Linked DNA regions of Homo sapiens: all the other regions are linked to region 1. A link is a contact called in ENCODE Hi-C or POLR2A ChIA-PET data. All regions are on one chromosome and are shown on one strand. The core of a region is the stretch at or near the end of the contact, and the rest is flanking DNA. Distances in the headings are between cores, read along the strand shown.

Region 1 (3,044 bases), core at 289-2,788:
TAAAACTTGGTAAGTTGCTTTAATTGCGTGCTAACTAAAGCCAAGATTGGCCTTCTTAGTTAAGGGTGTGGTTAATTCCATATGTTCCCAGGCCTTACCAATTGTGAAGCCAGCAAGTCAAATAGTTCTCAAAACCCAAAAAGCAGCTTGTAACCTCAAAACACTTAGCATACCTTGCACCTGACATACATTTTACTAATAGTCTTTAGGACTGTTTTTATTTCTTAAAGATTAAAATCACGTGAGCTGAAAGGTACCATAGCTTTTCACTTCCCTTACAAAATACTTGATCAAAGGACTTGTCTTTCTTTAAGCCAAATTAATCAGAGCTCTTCTTACACACATCACACACAGTACACATACAGGTAGAAGAAAACCTAGTCGCTGGGTGGGGCCCTTTAAGAGACAGCTCTAGGAAAACATGCAGATGTCAAACCAGAAAGGGCTCATCCCCTATGGCAGGCTTGCCAAACAAAGCTTTGCCAAGTGGTTACCGGCCATGGCCCGCAGGATATAAAGCAAGATGGAGGCTTAATTTCACAACCAAAACTTTGCAGAAAATATAAACAGTGATGGTTGTTGCGGGCGGGAGGGGGCGGCGGCGGGGGGCGGGGGGTGCCTGGCCTAGCAAAACATCTTCTAAAAGAAAAAAAAAACTTTAAAACTTAACTTGCTGATTGGGTACAGAAAGGGAAAGAAAATAAACAGTTTAAAAATGCCTAGGGAAGTCCCGGTGCGGTGGCCCACGCCTGTAATCCCAGCACTTAGGGAGGCCGAGGCAGGCGGATCACGAGGTCAGGAGATCAAGACCATCCCGGCTAACACGGTGAAACCCCGTCTCTACTAAAAATACAGAAAAAAAATTAGCCAGCCGTGGTGGCGAGTGCCTGTAGTCCCAGCTACTTGGGAGGCTGAGGCAGGAGAATGGCGTGAACCCGGGAGGCGGAGCTTGCTGTGAGCCAAGATCGCGCCACTGCACTCCAGCCTGGGCGACGGAACGAGACTCAGTCTCAAAAAAAAAAAAAAAAAAATCCTGGGGAAGAACCTCTTATTCTTATGCAAGTGGTTTCTCCACCAGGGAGAAAAGTTTGATTACTGGCTGATGGAGCTGAATCTCTTGGCGGGGAAGGGGAAGGCTCCAGCCGTTCATGGCGGAAAATGCCAGCCAGCTGCCCCGGGATCCTTGAGCCGTGCCTCCCATTCCGGCAGGGAGTTGGGGGTGGAGGGGAGACACTGCTCACCAGTTGGTCCCAAAAAAGGAAGGAAAAGGTCAAGCAACAGTGAGAGGTTTTGAGTCTCCATTTCACTCACCGCTTCTGGTGCCCCCACATTGCGCGCCAAAAATGTTGCAGGACTTTTTCTTAGTTCAGCTGAAGATAAAGTTCTTGTCCGTCCCACGGCCATGAAAATTCAGGCTCGCAGATGATTTAAAGGGTGAGTAAGGCAGGGTTTTATTGGGTAAAAAGGGGAAAAAAGGGGGGACACAGGTATTCCCTCACAAGGTCAGACTCCCCTGCTAGAGCACTTCCCGCCTGCCGTTCGAATCCCAAGTTCCACACAGGAAGGGGAGGGGCCAGGCTCCTCAATGCTGCAAACCTGGCGAACTTCCCGAGGCTTCACCTCAGTGGAGAGGCTGGTTAGAATTTCTCCAGGGACCCTCTGTCACTTGGCTGTCTCAAAGGGATTTCTTTCTAATTGACAAATTAAGACAGCAACTTTGCATATAGCCCAGATGTCTACATTAAGAAAAAATTAGATTGGTCTATTGTCAAATGTAATCTCATTTTCCTAAATAATAACATGGTGACCCTCCTGAATTAAAAAGACAAGACCTAAAGTATTACATAAAAACTTTAAAACTTTGTTTTCCTCCAAATGAAGTGAAAATTAGACACCAGGGAGGTAACTGAGTTTCAAACCTGATTGTAACATTGAATATTTCAGCTTTGTCTAATATAAGCCTAAAGCATAAGAACAAGAAATGAAACAATGCTGATTCAAAGTGGAGTGTCAACTTGACCACTAAAAGTGAACCACTCCATAAAAGTAGGAACCCAAAGAGGTCCACTGATTCACAAAAGAAGATGCTGAGAAAACGTGCCTGTCTTGAACTTGGCATTGGGTAGAAGGAAAAAATATATTTTACATATGTGTCATATGTGACATATATGTGTCATATAGACATATGGGTAATCTGTGAAATAATATATGACAAGACAAAAATACGACATATATCACACACGACACATATATATCACTTATGATACAAATAAGCCACAATGACATATAGATGTATGTCATATGTGGCATATATTTGTCATATGCCATGTGTGACATGCATTAGTCATACAGCATATGAAATGTATGTCGTTTCATATGCCAAATATGTGACATGTGTCAAATATGCATCTTATGCGACATGTATAAGACATGAGTCACGTGACATAGGTGTGAAATATGACATGCGGCATGCATGTGGTGTGTCATACAGGGATCATATGGGTCATACATGACAAATGTGTGTCATATGTGTCATAGGCGACACGCGTCGTATGGAACGTGTGTTGTGTTATACACGCGACATACGTGTTGTGTGTGACATGTGTGTGACATGTATGTCACATACAAGTCGTTCGTAAGACGTTAGTTTCTATGTAAATATGCATGCCATGTGCGACGTGTATGTGACGTTTGCATGTGTCATATGTGACTTGTGTCAAATGAGAGTTATATTTCATGTCCCTGTCATCTGTGTCACGGATGTGGCACGAATGTGGTATGTATGTTACATGTGTCATAACATGCAAGTGCCATATGTGACTTACGTGTGTCACGTGTGACGTGTCCTGTGTGTCTTATAATGTGTAGTGTGTCATATGTAACATGTACATGACATGTATGTGTCATCTGTCACATGTATGTAATATGCATGTGTCATACGTGCCATATCCTGCATACACGTGCCATGTAGCTGTCATATATGGCGTTTTCCATGTAGGTGTTATGTATAAGTGTCATATATGGCATATGTGTACCATATATCT
Region 2 (3,044 bases), core at 237-2,736, 48 kb before region 1:
AGAACTAATCTCTACCTCCTGAGGAGAAAGAATGTGGACATAGGCCATTCAAGGACATGAATAAAAGTTAACAGACTTTGTTCCACCAGAAAACTGGTGAAATCTGGGTCTTTGGGCATGATTCCTAGAGAAAAAAACTAAAAACTAAAGTTAAATCTCAGATTCATCACTTATTAACCATTTTATATTTATGAGGCTTAATCTGGGAATAATAAAAAGATAAATTTCATGGGAAAAAGATGCAAAAGAGAATGTATATGAAAGCACATTTAACATTAAATGCTATTATAAAATTGTATGAAATTATATAATATACATTTTTTGTATAATTGTATTCCATAACATAATAACGTGCAAATATAAAACCATCCTCAATAGAGTTTGTTTTTCTAGTACCTAAGATATATTTATATTTTCTATTTACTTCATGGCAGGAATTAGCCACTATCAGTTACTAGATAATACACTGAACAATTAGGAATTTTGAATTCTGTTGTAACCATTAGCAGACAACCATGTTATGTTAAACAAGCCACTCAACCTAAGATTATGTCTCCAGGTATCAAACAAGTTTGTCCCCAGCTCTAATATTTTAAAAAGCTCTATGTTTATTTCTGAGATTTTACTATTTTTTCTCTTCTACTTTTCATTTAATTTTAAGACAAATCTAATACAGGAAGTAAGTTAGAACAAAAGATGAAGACTTAAGGGAGAGTGACTTTGAAAATGGATTATTTCTTAAAAATACAAATTATAAAATTATGGGTCACAGAAAAATTAGTTTCCACTCCACTTCTCTCAAGCACATAAAAGCACTTACCAGCAGAACAGTTGCAACAGCTCAACGGTGCCCTGGAAAAGAAGAATTAGAGAAATGAGTCATTCTTAATGATTTTTGCCAAGGAAATATTCAAAATGTAGCTAGATAGGGCAAGATGAGAAAAAATTTCCTTGGTTGGAAAGTTTTCAGTGGCCTAGAAAAAAAAACACCCTTAAAACTCCATAAATACCAGTTAATTGGGGAAAAAATTATCATCTAATATTAAATGCTCATTAGCAAATAACAACAAAACACACACAGAGATACACATACATGCAAAAACAGTTACTAAAATAAATTCACATATCAAATGCCCCATAAGTACAAGGTACTGGGGGTAACATTAAGAGCTCTAAGATAACTCCTCGTCTCAACAAATATATAATCTAGGTGAAAAGAAAGACATACACAGATGTTCTGAATCAGTTAGGAGGACCATGACATCTTTCATCATCACTTGTCTTGATTCTGAACCTCTGACTTATATATGGCAGATACATACTTCCTAGATCTTTATTATCCCAGAATTGTCTCCTTCACCTTCTTGAAGTGGGTGTGCAGCTAAAGTGAGCTTACCTAGCCATCAGAGTCTCCATGGAATTCTCTGCGTATTTCAATATGGTCTGCATGTGACTTATTTCTGTACACTCTTACGATTCCTACCTTTGGACAAGAAACTGGGTCATGGGAGCAAGAGGGAGTTGGAGGAAAGAAAAGAAATCGGTACTGATTATCTACTTGTTGCCCTTTTCTTTGACATTGTCTTGTTTCTCTGACCACAGTCTTGTTCTGCCAGATTTGTTTCATTTTCTGCATGACTTCATCTGGATGGGCATTTCAAGCTGTGATTTCCAAGTTTGATCGTTCATTGTAGACCCTGTTATCACTGAAAAAGAGGCTTTAAAGTTCAAAGTAAGCTAGAATGAGCAATGTCTTAAAAGTTTGTATCTTTCTGATCCTTCTCTTCTGTTGGCTGCTTCAAAGAATGTCAAATTATTGTACATTGTGTAGCAAATATCTCCAATGGGTATTCTTTAAAAATGCACTCAGAAAACCAGTCTTCCAGCTCAAAGGTTTGATGGTGAAACCCCTTGTTATTAATGTAAAAAACTTGTTCTGTGAGCAGAACTTCAGCAGCCACAATTCTCCCACATAGTTCCCAGCTCATTGTTCTTGTCCTCAAATAGTGACTGAGGTGATCTGAATAGTTCCAGATTATTTGAAGTAACAATTGAACTCTGTTATCCACATGCACTGCATTCCTCACCACCCTCGGACACCAAAATGCCCCAAAGATGCTTTTGTACACCCTCCCTATTCGATCCTAGGCATGTTGTTAAAGCAAATGAAACAATTAAATCTTCTTTAACAAAGCATAGATATTCACCAGTTCTTACTCTTCCAGAATTCTAACCACAATCCATTCTTGTGTGAATGTCAGTTTCTATGGATCTGAGTTAAATAGATAATTGCTCAATTTCTACAAAAATATTTTTATCTAATCTAGTGGCATGATTATTTTTTACCTTCTTAGAACTCAAAAAAGAGTTTTGAAAATACACATAAAAAGGGAGCCCCCACCCCAGCCAAGGGAGGCGGTGACTGATTGTGCGACCTTGCCCGGGAAACCATGCTTTTCCTACAGATCTTTGCAACCCGTGGATCAGGAGATGCCCTAGTGACCCCATGTTACCAAGGACTTGGGTCCGAAGCATAGAGCTGTGTGGATTCTTGGCGGCCACTCAGGCATGCGTGGAGACCCAGGAGGTTTTGCATACTCCAGCCCTGGGAATTCCAGTGAGATAGGAGATCCTCTGTGCATTCCCCTTGGAAGGGGGCTGAAGCCAGGGAGCCAAGCGGTGTCATTCTGTGGGCCCCACTCCCATGGCACCTCTGGCACCTCACAAGTTAAAGACCCATTGGCCAGCCAGCTAGTGGCAGCAGACTGGAGACTGCCTGAAATGAGTTATCTGGGAGAGGGACAGCTGCCATTTCTGCGGCTCAAGTCAGCTGTTTTGGCCTGCCAGCTCCAGGGAGTCTGGGCAGTCCGGACTGGGAGGAATTTCCCATGGCACAGCACAGCTGCTGTGGCAGATCATGGCAAGACTGCTTCTTTAAGTGGGACCCCAATCCATCTCTCCTCACCAGGCCGGGGGAGAACTTCCCTATGGGAAGTTCAGCAATTCCAGCCAGGGTGTTAGGGACAGAACTCTGATCTCTCCCT
Region 3 (3,044 bases), core at 263-2,762, 41 kb after region 1:
GTATAGTATCTTCTTCTTGTTTTCCCCCTTGTCCCACCTCCTCATCATTTTGAAACAGCTTTACTTTGAGTCCTATAAAACCCCCAGTAAGCAAAGTTGTAGACTGTGAAGCTCTACTTTATTTGGTGTAAATAATCAAAGTTACTTAAGGTTTTACACATATTACAAAATTGCTGGGGTCAGGGTCAGGAGGAAGTGTTTCTGGCCCTTGTACATTTGCTGAAAGTTTGAATCAGGTGAGAGTGAAGGAAACAAGACCCTAGACAAAATAAAGAGGTAAACATCTGTCACCTTTGTCCTCCTGCTCCTTGTGTGACGAAGGTTGCCATGGTGCTAGAAGAGAACAGAACTCAAAGAAAACAAGCAAAATGTACTGAACGTAATATGAGGAATTTTTTTAAATCTTTGATTTTTTTTCCTCTGACTCAGACTTGGTGAGAAAATTTTCTGACTCACTCAGTATGTTATATACCATGTTAACAGTAACTTTTTCCAATATAGCATATACTCCAACCAGAGTAGTTTCAGCTTTTCCTATTTCATCCTGGGGCCCTCGGGGATGCAGCTATTGGGCTACTGTGTGTAGTTTCTGGTGATAAAGATTTCTGATGTAAAGGATTTCCAAGGGATGACAAAGTCCATGATGAGGGACTGGGTGTGGACAAAATAAGTGGTTTGGAGACAAAAGCCCTCAGCTTTTAAGGTGCGAAACAACCTCTGCCCTTTGTTTTCAAATAAGTCATATCTGGCTGATCAAAATAAATACTGTAGCACCATTTGGAAGCTTCCTCTGAAGAAAAATGCCTGCTCTGGGCCAAAAGCTGCAGCAGTGAGCCTGTTCCTGCCAAAGTGATTTTTCCCCCTTCTTTGTTCCTCTTGATAATCCTAACAGTCTTTTGTATGTACACAGAGCTGAAAGCTATAATAACCCCAATTTTACAGATAAAATAACTAAGGCTCAGGAACAGAACGAATCTTCCCCCAAAGTGCACGGCAGGACGGTAGTGAAGCTGGAGCTAAAGTCTGAATCTTCACATCCTGCTCCCTTCCTGCATGGCCAGCCTGGTCCCTGGCAGAGAAGACCAGTGTTTCTCCATGAGTTCATGTGCATCTGTGCGTGTGTCCTCTGTGCACTCAGGCCTCCAGGACTTTTGTCACCGTCCAGAATCACTGGTCTTGACCATGACACATTCTCCAAGAAGCTGAACTCCCGTTTTTGTTTGTTTGCTTATTTTTACACAGTAGCACATCTGTGTGCAAAAAGAGAGAATGTGGTGTCCAAGCTGCAGGATCTGACCCCCGAAGCCTCGCCAGCGGCGTCTGTCCGGCTTGCTCTTCTGTCTGAGCTGCGCTCCGGGGAGGCGCCTGGCTGTTTAGCCGCCGTATCCCCTGGCAATCTGTTCAGGAAAATAGACCAGAAAGGGCTGCCCAGGGCTGCGCCAGCTTCAGAATCCTGCTGCCATCTAGGGATGAGATGAAGCGTCTTCCCGCGTACAGCCGCCCTGATGGATCGCTGGGGCCTCGGGCGGGGTGCACCGCTGTCCTTTCGCCGCCGTCCGGGCGGCACTGCACGTGCAGCGCGCGGTCCCCCACCCAGCGCAGCCCGCAACACCCCTGGTCTGCCGCAGGAGACCCTGCCGATGCCACTCAGGGTCAAGACTCTGGCGCGGTGGAAACTGCAGAGCAAAAGGAAACACAGACAAAAACAGTGAGAAGGTAAAAAGAGAGCGAGAGAAAACAGCTAGGGAGCAAGGAGCAGAAACCCTGCAAGAACAGAGACAAAAAGCGGAAGGTCCATCAGCGGAAGCGGGCTGCCCTAATCACCTGCGATGCGTGTGTTTATGGAACCTTGTCACTGTCACCACGCTGGTGTCCACACGCAGCTTAATGAGGTCCAAAGCGCCAAGCTACTTTATTTTCCATATATGATTTTCAATGTTTCCTTTTGCAAAAAGGAGCGGGGGCTGTGTAGGGGGGAGTGCAGGGAATAGGGTGGTGGAGGAAGTTAAGGAGGGGAGGGGGGAGAGCGGAGAGGCTGGGTGGGCGGGGGAGATACTACTGCCTTTAGTAAAGATTGCATAGAAAATCCGGAAAGAGGAGACTTATGGAGTTAACTTTATTGTCTTATATTATGGTGTAAGCATCTCTTTCTTCTACAAACAGAACAATGGGCCTTTCAAAGAAGGGAAGGGGAGAGGGTTGACTGGTGGGGGGGTGGGCGGTGGGGGAAAGGGAGGGGTCAGGGATTGGGGAAAGGGTCCTGCTGTTGACTGGGAGGCCCTGCTGGGAAACTTCAAATCACATTCTTTCTGAAAGGAAGTGTTATTAAAAGTAACTTTAATCCTTCCAGCCAGACGGCTCATAAAAGCATACAATTAAGTCAAACAAATGACAAGAGCATTTTCTCTCCTACCTGTTTCCCCCTTCTGAGAGTAATTAGTACAGGCTAGTCTTGTCTCATTTCGTGCAAATAGAAGCAGAGCGCGGCTTTGGTAGGTGCCAGATTTTCTCTTACTTTCCTCAACCTGCCTCTTCCTTCCCTATCGCCCCACCCAAAACCCGGTTCAGCTCTTGGTACCAACCAGCCTGTCTGCAGATCCAGCCAAGAACAAAGGGGCGAATTTCAATATTTCCTCTTTGTGCAAGGTTAATTGAAAATCAAAAAGTCACTTTTCAAATGTCATATTAAACCCGCCACTGCATCAATTTCCTTTTGGTGCCCATCTCCATAGGCAAGAGAAAAGTGTTTTGCGGGGGAGGGAGGCGGGGGAAGTAAGGACACAATGAGGGAAAAGAGAGAGAAAGAAGTGAAGGGATTAAAAAAATCAGAGATACACACACACTTTGATTGCAGATAGGCTAACATGCAGCGGAAAATTGTTTCCCAGAGTGTCCTCAGTCAAAGGCAGCCTTTACATTCGATACTGCGTTACTTGATATTCCAGAGACAGAACTGCATCCTAAACCTAGAGAGATTAGGCCTCCATGTTTTTATGTTTTAGTAGATGGATCACAATATGATTGTCATAAATGCCATCAGATTT

Evidence for each region. Hi-C counts contacts between places; a loop is a spot of excess contacts on that map. ChIA-PET counts read pairs that join two places held with the same protein, here RNA polymerase II (POLR2A). Pooled maps may share reads with other maps.
Region 2: a loop to region 1 is called in a map of Caco-2, with 4 times the contacts of the local background. The contact joins the promoter of MIR924HG here to the enhancer-like site in region 1. A Hi-C loop is called at or near these places in 2 of 168 maps with a recorded cell type or tissue (Caco-2 and lower leg skin) and 1 of 50 pooled maps. POLR2A ChIA-PET finds 5 or more read pairs at or near these places in 3 of 52 experiments (HEK293, MCF 10A and WTC11).
Region 3: a loop to region 1 is called in a map of endothelial cell of umbilical vein, with 3 times the contacts of the local background. The contact joins the promoter of LINC01902 here to the enhancer-like site in region 1. A Hi-C loop is called at or near these places in 1 of 168 maps with a recorded cell type or tissue (endothelial cell of umbilical vein) and 1 of 50 pooled maps. POLR2A ChIA-PET finds 5 or more read pairs at or near these places in 2 of 52 experiments (MCF 10A and activated CD4-positive, alpha-beta T cell).

Annotation. Positions count from the first base shown.
Region 1 is chr18:39,798,758-39,801,801 of GRCh38, forward strand. No RefSeq gene overlaps it. Among named protein-coding and RNA genes, the nearest start is that of LINC01902, 41 kb to the right of the region's middle. Within about 2 kb of position 1,539, at least 5 of the 41 ENCODE cell types and tissues checked have a DNase peak (open chromatin) inside an H3K27ac peak, as active enhancers do; they include endothelial cell of umbilical vein, where a contact is called at or near this core.
Region 2 is chr18:39,750,509-39,753,552 of GRCh38, forward strand. MIR924HG (MIR924 host gene) reads right to left here and starts at 1,487. Exons shown (of 4, transcript NR_024391.1): 1 at 1,397-1,487; 2 at 821-852.
Region 3 is chr18:39,840,197-39,843,240 of GRCh38, forward strand. It overlaps LINC01902 (long intergenic non-protein coding RNA 1902), which reads left to right and starts at 1,513. Exons shown (of 9, transcript NR_151703.1): 1 at 1,513-1,716. It overlaps LINC01901 (long intergenic non-protein coding RNA 1901), which reads right to left. Exons shown (of 4, transcript NR_187474.1): 4 at 100-1,676.